2 separate regions of the Mus musculus genome follow, and region 1 is linked to region 2. The links are chromatin loops, found by intact Hi-C in ENCODE. Cell type or tissue: gastrocnemius. All regions are shown on one strand. Each heading gives the region's core, and the rest is flanking DNA. Links, peaks and the distances in the headings are about the cores only.

Region 1 (5,382 bases), core at 290-5,289, 250 kb before region 2:
TGCAGACCTTGGAGCGATGTTAGGGTTGTGTCATAAGAACTCACCAGCCCCACGGGGCATCATTTGCCTTCACAGCTCGTTAACGGAGAGGTAGCAACATGAGCACCACTTAGTTTCTTGGCTGTGTGTTGTAACGTATGAAACCACATTGCGCCTTTGTGGTCCTCAGCAAAATGAACCTGGTGCTAGCATTTGTTTTTACTTCTGGAAGACAACTTGGTCAGAGGTACTTAACCAAATATGGCATTGTATTCATTGCCTGGGAAGTTCTTAGAGAAAAGTGGCCATGGAATGCCCTGTTGCCTGTGTATCAGCAGGCTGAGGGCCCTTCTTCCTCCTCCTCTTGTCTCTGCAAAGCTAGATTTTCATACCCAGGTATATCACTTCATAATGAATAGCACTTTGTGCATTTTTCTATTATTAGGTGCTATGTTTGCCTAATTTTAGAGAAATTATATGATTTTCCCCCCAAATCTCTGTGATTATATTTTTAGACTTGCCTGGTGAGTTTTTAGCATTTTCTCCCTCTGGTGCTCAAAAGTACATGTCTGAGCTGCCTGCCTCACACCTAGAATTTATTTTTTAAGTTGATAATTGAGATACTACTTTTTCCTTTATTGGTGATATTGGGTGTAGAGTGGGTTGGGTTGATTCGAATCATGTGTTCTAGGAGTTAAGGGGAAGGAAACCTGTAATCTGTGGCCAGCTGATTTTTAGCAGATTCCAAAATGATGAGTTACATTGGAGATTTTTTTTTTCCTGCAAGTGCTACCAAGACAATGGGATTTCTACAGATGTGGGAATATAGAAGACTATTTCTCTGGCTCTCAGCATTCCTTATTGGCTGGTCAGTCTTTATCTAGGGTTGGAGCCAAGTGAAATTCCCTCCTTCTACATCATGTCTATGCCCTCATGTCTATTGGCCTCATCCTTGCTCCGGTCTTCTTTAGGTAGCCATGGTGGTGAGATGTCAGGATTGCAACTTCTCTGATATTCTCAGGGGACACAATCTCACAGAAAGCTTTCTGTTTCCTCAGCCCCTCCTCTGCAGCTACCCCTGAGCCTTAGGTGCAGAAGCTGGGCTGTAGATGTGTCATGTGGTACTGGGCTCCATGACTGTGCTTTGTCATTGGTTGTAGTAGTGGTACCCGTCTGTTGCAAAGAGAAGTTTACTTGACTGGGGTGGAGAACTATACTCACACGTGGGTATAAAAATTCACACTATAGTTATGAATTCTGTTGGTTTAGCAACAATTGGTTAATACAAAATAGCAATTGTTTAATACAAAAATGGACCAAATGTTTAAAACATAAAACTATGAGACTCCTATTGAAAACAAAATACAGCTTTAATTCTTCATGGTTTTGGGCAGGTAGTAACAAAACAAAACAAAACAAAAAAAAAAAAAAGAAGAAGAAAGAAAAAGTAAGTACAGAAAAACTGAGCATCTTTTAAACTCAAAACACAACTAAGGGAGGAAATATTTATTAATGAGGTTTTGATTGGGAACTAGCATTCAGAATACATAGAGAATGATCACATCCTAACAGTTGAAATAGAAGTAAACCAATTTGAAAACACAGTTGTCCAAAGCAATTCCACAATTACTAGAAATTTTGAAAGATGTTCTGAATCGTTAACTCATTAGGAAGATGCAGATCTTAACCATAATTGGAAGTCAGTTGCTGTAAAGAAGATGGACCATAAAGAATGTTGCTATAGGCTGGGGATACAGTTCAGCATCAGAATGTTTGTGTAGTATGCACAAGGCCTGAGGTTCATTCCTCAGTACAGAACTGGACATGATGCTACTACATGTCTATAGTCTTTTGTCTTAGGGAGGTAGAGGCCATCATTGGCCACTTAAACACTATCTAAAGCAAAACAAAAGAAGCTATGGCAGAAAAACAAAGAAATACTGGCAAGACCTTGTAGAAATCGTAATCATCATATGGCACGGTTAGAGTGTTTAAAATTGTGCAGTGACTTTGTAAAACACATAGGCAAAAGGTCAGACATAGCCAAGCCATATGACCGAGCAGACACACTTCAAGGCATCTAACCAAAAGAATGGATATTCATAGTGGCTTTATGAATGATAAGTAAAGTATGGAGATAGCAGAGAGGTTTGTTGATTGATAAATGGAGAAACAAACACAATGAAATATTTTTCATGCATAAAGAGGAAAGAAATGCTGATCTATGCTTCATTGTGCATGGACCTTACACATGTAATAATGATTGAATGAACCTTGTTGCAAAAGGCTGCAAAGTCTCTGTTTATGTGACGTGTTCAGAATCCATACACTTTTAGAAAGTAGATTGCTAGTTATCAGGCCTCAAAGCATGGGAGAATGGGTAGTGCCTACTAATGGACATGGGTTTTGTTTTGTTTTTGCCCCTAGGGTAATAATACAAATACTCTATATTTGTGTTGTAGTAGTGATCATATAAACTCTGAATTGTCTCAAAACTGCTAAACTATATTGTGTATTTTGTTAGGTTTGAATGAAATCTTAGTAAAAGTGGCTATGTGTAAGATGTTTAAGCTTACTGGTCGTAACACATGCAAGTAGAACATCAGAGACACATTACATAAAATAATAAAATATCTACTTTTGTCTAAAAGACAAGAAAGTGAAAAGAGAGTATGTGGGGGAAGGAAATAAGATGAAGTCTGCTCTGAGAATGAGTTTTTGATTGTGTCTGAATATATGTTTCCTGTGGGAGGCAAATACATTGCAGGCATATGTGCTGGCAAGGAGGCTGTTTGGAATGAAATGAACCCAGGGTTTGTGCTTTGGGGTTTATAGAGTTATGAAGGCAGGAAAGAGGTCAAGAAGACAGAATGGAGGTCAGAGGCTTAGCTGAAGCACTGGCAGAAAAAAAGCCACAAGTGGGTTTCTCAGAGAGCTGCTTCTATGTTTTCTTCATTTGGGAGCATAAAGGCATATGCAATTTTCTTGTTTTCTTTTGAGATGGAGTGCTACATAGCTGTGCTGGCCTCTGACTTGTTATGTAACTGAAGTTGACCTTGAGTGGCTGAGCATCTTGCCTGGGCTATCTGATGCTGACATTTTCGATGTGAACCCCTGGCAGTCGAGGGATCTGACCATGAAAGCAGATGTCTAGGGTTTGACAAGGGCTGTCTAGCTGTCATGACAAGTGGAATAAAGAAGCCTTTCTCTTCTATGTTGGCAGCAGTTTGACTAAGTAAGGGCCTCCTGATTTCTCCAGGAATGGGTACAAGTGAGGGAACTGGTCTAGGAATCCTATAGCTGTGAAGAAAGCACCACAGGAGGTGGAGCCTATGGGAGGAAGGCTCAGGCTCCTAAGGAACAGATGCTGTGCTTCAGATATGGGAATGCAGGGGAGGGACCTCTAGCAATGTCAGCCTGATCACCAAGATGCCTGTGGAAGTGCCAGTGAGAACAGATGGCCACTGGGAGTCTTCAGATGGGCGGCCCTGCGAAGGAAACCAAATCCTGTATGTAGTATTCCAGCTGGAATCTCACCATAAGGAAACATCAGATAAACCCAAAGGAGGAACAAACATGTTTTCTTTCTTTCTTTTTATTTTTTTCCTAGTCTGGACAAAAAATAGCTGTTGAAAGATAGTATCTAAGTACAGTACTGATCTTCAGTTGGATCCTGAACTGGAGGTCAGAGAGAGTGCTGGGAAAACATTGAGTTAAATGACAAAACGGGAATGTGAACCATAAGTAACATAAACATAACACCATTAACATTAAATTTGGTGGAACTGATAGCTGTCCAGGAATACATATATCTTACATTAAATCTTGCATGATGTATACAACTCAATCTCATGATGTGAGATTCTGGAAATAATTTCATGTACACATGAGATTACTATGTACATATCTGTATATGTGCATATATCTCTGTATGTGAGAGAGCAAAGCTAGGGTCTTACTCGTGATAAGCAAATGCTCTACCACCATAACCCAACACACATGCATATGCGTATGCACTAAGAGTGAAATGTTGAAAGGCTGGTGCTAGGTTTAATGCTGTTTACCTTGTAAGCTTCCTATAACTTTTCAACTCTTTCTGAATAAAAATCTAGGAAAAGTGTGTCCGTGAATGAAGAAGTTAGCCTTTATATTTTAATTTCCTGCCCTTGGGGCCAGAAGGGTGAAAGGTGTTCCTGTGGCTCAGTTTGCTCTACGATACAGATGGAACCAGAGAGGATGGAACACGGGAATGCCCTCAGGATAATGGAGGGAAATATAAGACAGGAGAGAGCCAGGGAGGCAGGTAGTAGAGTCTTAGCTTGAGACAGTACTGGGAGCTTTAATTGCTCATGGGACCAGAGACTGTTCATGTCTTGAGTTGTCTCTTTAGCAACTCTTCCTCTCACCAGAGGCATGGTGAAGTTTAAAACAACAGTGGACGATGAAAGTCAAAGGTGTTTTCTGATTGTATCATATATGTTTTTAACATCTAACATACCCATACATATATTCTAGTTATAAGGCAGTTCTAGAGTACAAAAGCTCTCCAGGGTAGGATGTAGGACAGGAGAGGCTTCTTTAGAACCTGGAGAACTTGACTTTGAGGTGAGTTCAGACTGTTATTGATGAGTGAAGATAGTCCTTGGCATGTAGTGGTACTGATGTGGGTAAGGTGTTGTGGAATACAGTTTCTACAAGAGAGAGAGCCTACTTGGTAAAGGCCCAGAAGGGTGATACATGGCACATACTTGAGAATTGTAATGACATGGAGAGGGCCAGAGTGGTGTATTCATGGAGGGGGTACATTTTAAAGAAATGGAACAGGAGAGACAGATGGGCCAAATGAAGGGCTGACACATGTGGCTGAAGTTCTTTCTACAGCGGGTAATAGTAGTTTTCAAAGCATCTGCTCATTTGCACTGACAAACTGTTTAAGATGTCCTTAGACTGGGAGATCCACCCTGATTGCTGGCAGTGACTTAGTGACTCAAGTCTGTGGCAGTTCTGTTCTTTAGTGAGTCTTAGACCAGGATCTTTTTCGGAATATAGGTGCCTGGACTCTCCTGAGCCTACATCAAAGATCATATTTTATCAAGATCTCCAGGCAAGCTGGCTGCATGGTGCAATCTGAGAAGTGCTGTATTTTGAAAACTCAGCCAACCTTTACATTGTGTGTTTCTCAATATGTTGCGGCCTCTTGAATCAGAGTCACCTGGAGAATTTATGAGAAATGAAGGTTCCTAGGCCCATCCATCTACCCTGGTACCATCTACTATATGGTAGGACATGTGGTATAAAATCTTAAGAGTTGCTCCCAATGGCAACCACCATGGAGAGCTGGATGGAAAGCATTCTTCATGATGCAACTTCCCAAATGATGGGCCAACGAACTGCATTGCTTTG
Region 2 (5,382 bases), core at 175-5,174:
TCTGCAGACTAAAGTTTACATCTACTTCCTCTTTTTAATGAATATTATCTTTCAAATACCAGCTTTTGGTTTTAATGACTTTTCTACTTTTGATTTCAGTTCTACTTCTGCCCAGCTGGTGTGGGGTTTTAATTTGTTCTTCTATTTTATTTTCTTACAGTGGTTATCAACCTGTGGGTTGACACCCTCTCATGGGGTCACCTAAGATCATAGCAAAGCAGAGATGTTTATATTATGATTTGTGACAGTAGCAAAATGAGATCTATGAAGGTAGCAATGAAAATAATTATGGTTGCAGGGCAGTCACCATAACACGAGGGACTGTGTTAGAGGCTAGCTAATACAGGAAGGCTGAGAAACACTGGCTTAGATCATTGCCCTTGGTCCTTTATCTTTTCTAATATAAGCATTTAATGCTGTCCGTGATCATCTGAGCTCTGCTGTGGCTTAGTCCCATACATTCTAACGGAGCGCATTTTCATTTGCATTCCAACTCAAAACAGGTTTGGATTTCTTTTATCCCTTTCTCTAACTCATTAATTATTCAGAGGTATTGAGCTTAATTTTCAAATATTTTAAAGTTGTCCAGACATCATTGTTAATTTATAGTGTGATCCATTGTGATCAGAGGACACCATTGTGGGGTACTGATGGGCCCGTGCCACAGTGCATTAACAGTCAGAGGACAACTCGTCAGAATAATTTTCTCTTTCCATCATGTGAGTCGCAGGGATGGAACTCAGACTGTCAGATCTCAGGCACTTTTACCCACTGAGATACCTCCCCTAGTCCAGCGAACATAACTTAAATGATCTCAATTATTTATATTTGTCGATGTCTTAATATGATCAAACTGTGAACTTCTCACACACACACCTGCGATAACCAACACTGTACATCCCAACGCTGGCAGAACAAGCACTCTTTTCCCAGGTGTCTTTTCCCTGCTGTTCTCTCCTTAGAATACCCATCTCTTGCTGTCTCCCTTACCAACTCTGTTTCCTCTAGATCTCAGTGGCTTTTCTCCTCTGACATGTCACATAGTGCCCCCTTCCCCTTTGACACTAAACACTCCATGATTGCTTTCCTTTCTCTACATCTCCCACAGGATTGTACTCTCTCCTCCATCTTCTCTGTTCTCTCTTCCCAGCACTGGGATGTGATCAGTGAGTGATTTCTAGCTTGTTCATTTTTCTTCTGTCCTAGAAAGGGTTAAAGAGCAGAAAGAAGAAGCCCGTGGAAAAGTCATGATTCTCCTCCTGGCAGACTGACACGGCAGTATCAGAGCTCTGCTGAGAGTGTGCTTAGTGTCCCCAGTGCCTTCCTGTCGTGGGGACACTACAGTAACTAGACTCAGAATACTTGGATACTTCCTTCCACCCTGTCATATTTTTTTTCTTGTTTCTTAAATGGATTAAGCAATACCCAAATCAAACTAACTCAGGAGAACTAGATGGGGAACAGAGGAGCTGGATTTTTGTAAACTGAGCAGTGATACCCAACCACACTTACATACATAAACCCCTGGTGCTGAAAGTCACTGTTAGATCCATTTAGCCGAAACCCCACTTAATGTCTTTTACCCATCCGTGTTCATGTTAATGTAACTTCCTATCCGTTCAAATTTATTTACAGTAGAAGATAAACCATAAATTACGTTTCATTTTCTGAAATCTAAAAACCCTTGTTTAAAAACTGTCATCATCTGATACCAATTTTATGAGCAGCTCCTCAAGGGTTGCTATGCTTTAAATTAAAACTCTCCATCCTCTTATTCAAATAAACAAATTATACTTTTTTGTAAACCCCCCAAACATTGTCAGATTTCCTTTAAAGAAAAAAAAGGTAAATTGTGTTTCTTGAACATTACAAATTACCAAGACTTACAGCTCAGTGATAGAGTACTTGCCCAAGAAGTAAGTCCCTGGCTTTAATACAAGCACAAGGTGGTAAGCATAATTTTACAGGAAAAAAAAAAACATCTTTTAAAAACGGTAATGGGGTGGTTCAGTGGTCAAATACTAGCACAGAATAAACAGGGTCCCGGGTTCAATCCCCAAAACTACAGAAAGCAGGAAATGGGGGCAGGTGGGAGGGGGCAAGCCCATCAATGCTGAGTGATTGATACTGATATATAGATGTAGCTATATATAAACATATCACTGATGTGAATGTATAGATACATATAGAACTATCACACACATTCATACACTAAGCGCATATATAGAACAATCTCAATGAATATTGATAATAATGCTATATTGATGTAGCATAGTGTATACTCATGCTTTTAAAAAAATTGGTGGACTAAAACGAGTTCAAAGACAGACAATTGGATCTTTTTGTTTGTTTGTTTTTGTTTGTTTGTTTGTTTGTTTGTTTGTTTTTTCAAGACAGGGTTTCTCTGTATAGCCCTGGCTGTCCTGGAACTCACTTTGTAGACCAGGCTGGCCTTGAACTCAGAAATCTGCCTGCCTCTGCCTCCGGAGTGCTGGGATTAAAGGCATGCGCCACCACGCCCAGCCTTTTATAGCAATCTTAAGAGTCATAGACATTATCATCTAAACTCACCAACTTTTTAAAAGATTGAAATAAAAAAAAAGGGGGTGGGGCTAATTGAAAGTGTTGAGCCCAGAAATTCTTCATGTTTTATTCATCTTTAAGTTACTATTCATAGATAACACTAGCCAATAGCTACTGTTTTCTGAGAACTGTTAATACGTGTGAACAGACCACTGACTTCAACAAGCGTTGAGCAGAGGGGTCAGGATTAATGGGCTGTTCCTGTGTCTTTTAGGCGTGAGGCCTCCCACAGTGGATGTCATCATCTTAGACTTAGAAAAGCTAGTCACATCCTCAAAAAAAAAAAAAAATGTTGTATGATAAACAGATCATAACAGAAACTGCCAGGGGCAGGCAGACACGGAATCCAGCTGGGTTTCTTTAGCCCTGATCCCAGTTTCAGCTGCAGGTTTTTTCCAGAAAGAACAGAAGTTTGATTTACTCAACATTCTGCAGAAGTCAGGGGTGTGGTTATAACTCATTGCTAATGGGTTTTCCCTTAATTCTTGTAGCAACAGGACCTTACAGTGGCTACTGGCAGGAAAAAGGTGAAACTAAGGTCACAACAGGAGTCTATAGCATCAAAACAGAAACAGCTGTTGAGGACCACCTAGCGGCAGCAGGGGCAGCAGTATTTTTTTATATTATCCCTAAGGCACAAAGTATGACTAGTTTCCAGACTTAGAGCTGAGAGCCACAGTGACGGATGAAGACTATGTGTTGTTTTTTTTTTTTTTTTTTTTTTTTTTTTTTTTACCAACTCTGCCATTAAATGCTTGTAATTTCATCCTGATACACAAATCACCTCTGATGTAGGCCAATCTTGTTTTCTTCTTATTCATTAGAAAGTGTGAATTCAGGGGGGAAACGTCCATGAACCGTTCGTTGGGCTTTCTTTCTTTCTTTCTTTCTTTCTTTCTTTCTTTCTTTCTTTCTTCCTTCCTTCCTTCCTTCCTTCCTTCCTTTCTTTCTTTTTCTCTTTTTTTTCTTTTCTTTTTTTTAACAGGGGTTGGATTGGAAATTTGACAGCAACGCTGAGACGCTTTTGCTAAGGCAGGGATCAATGGGAGTGTGCTTACTGAGTAATTGCATTCCTTCTTGGCTAGCCAGCAACGTGGAAACTGAGCCCTGCTCGGCGCTGTGCACACCCAGCTTGCAAGGTCTGTTTCCACTTCTCCAGACCAGGCCAGTCTCATAGGAACAGCTGTCTCCAAACCCTCTGTACAGCCGGAAGCCAGTTGCTTGGGTTAGGAGCCCATTTTGTGCCAGGGACTACAGGAAGTACGTCATAGGCCTCGCCTTTTCTCATGACCTTTGAAGCCAATTTGTAGCTGGGTGAGGAAGCTGAGACCAAACTGGCCTCATTGCCCAGTCTGGATCCTCAGCACCTAACTGGCACAGTGCTGGCGCTAGGCACCAGAACCCCGGGATGAGGGAGGGCATGGATGAACATCCTAAATACTCACTAGACATGTTTTGAATGTAATGTGACATGACATGTTGTGTCCTCCCTGGCCACTTTCAAGCCTCAACTCCTCAGGACAATTGGGGAAACTGAAGCCCCAGATCAAATGACTTAGCAAAGGTCACAGGGCAGGGGGGCAGACAGAAAAGTGCCTTTGAGTCTTTCTGTGGTCCAAATGGTAATTCTATCCAGAGCCTGTCTACCTCACGTTCAAGGTCCCCAGACTCTGAGCAGGAGTGGGGGAACCAAGGGGCTCCCATCCCCAACCAGCTTTCCGGTCAGCAGCTCCCAGCAGGGCAGGGCGACCCCACCCTCCCGCCAGCTGCAAGGCACAGCGCCAGGAGCACACAGACTGTTCCCAGGCACTCCCTCGCCCCAGCCCCGCTGCACCCGTCTGCGAACTGCCAAGGGCAAGCAGGGGAACAGCTCACGTGGACCTCTGCAGAGCAGCCAGCTCAAATCTCAGGGCGGGGCTTCGTCTTCGCCACGCCCTCCAGGGCGTCCCCCACCCTCCCACCCCCGCAGCACTCCGAGACCCCTGTTCTGATCCAGATCCAGCAAAGTAAGCTCCAGTGTGGGCTGTAGGGATTTGAGGAAGTCCGTGGGTGCGGTTGAGGCAGCAGCAAAGGCAGCTAGCTCTGGTAGAAAGGAGGGGGTGTCTAGGTCGGCAACATTAGAAGAGAGGGCGTTTCTGCAGAAAAGGAAGTGGGTGTCAAAAGCTGCACACACATTGCCCCGTGGGAGTCCTGTGAGGGAAGTCACCAGGACCTGCTAAAGTCTCCCACTTTATGGCTGCATGCAAACACTCTTAAGTCGCGGTTATCAAAATTCCTGTGACTTCTCAGCACAAGGCAGGCAGTAATCATGGGCATCCATCCATTGTGTGGGGGCCACCTATCCAAGCTTCCTGTGAGTCTATTAGGCCTGTTGCCTCATAAGCCAGGCTCCTGCAGAGTCAGAACACCAACACTTCTCCTCTTACTTCAACACCTAACTTAAGGTATATTCCTGCAGCTTCCAGAAGCCGCCAGACTGCATTGATTTTTCAAAATCCCTATCTTAGCCACATGGTGCGTTCTTAGTCCACGGACACTCAATAAAGCCAGTTCCTTGAGAAAAGCACGTTTTCCCTGGTTTGCGTCTTGCATGATCTCACGTAGTCCAGGCTTAGACTGACTATAAACTTCTGACCCCCCTTGCCTCCAGCTCCCAAGTGCATAGGGCTGGAGTTACAGATGTGAGCCACCACACCCCACTTTTTTGTTTTTAACATTATTTTGAACCCGACCAATGGCATTTAGTAAGGTGGGGCGTTCCTGGGAAAGGATTTAGATGAACAAGTGTCCCACTTTTAT

The links. A loop is a pair of places that touch in the nucleus more often than their neighbours do. Peaks named below come from ENCODE experiments on the same cell type or tissue, not always from the same donor. Only the 100,000 strongest peaks of a DNase experiment are listed, where the experiment ranks them.
Region 1: a loop joins it to region 2, with 2.3 times the contacts of the local background. A loop is called at or near these places in 1 of 42 quality-filtered maps.

Annotation. Positions count from the first base shown.
Region 1 is chr6:108,318,453-108,323,834 of GRCm38, forward strand. All of the region lies in intron 4 of Itpr1 (inositol 1,4,5-trisphosphate receptor 1), which reads left to right. Among named protein-coding and RNA genes, the nearest start is that of Itpr1, 110 kb to the left of the region's middle. In gastrocnemius, for the core only: no CTCF peak of the experiment used is centred there; a DNase peak (open chromatin) is centred at 3,383.
Region 2 is chr6:108,566,708-108,572,089 of GRCm38, forward strand. No RefSeq gene overlaps it. Among named protein-coding and RNA genes, the nearest start is that of Gm44040, 34 kb to the left of the region's middle. In gastrocnemius, for the core only: a CTCF peak has its summit at 3,202; a DNase peak (open chromatin) is centred at 4,403; H3K4me3 peaks cover 1,927 bases; H3K27ac peaks cover 3,095 bases.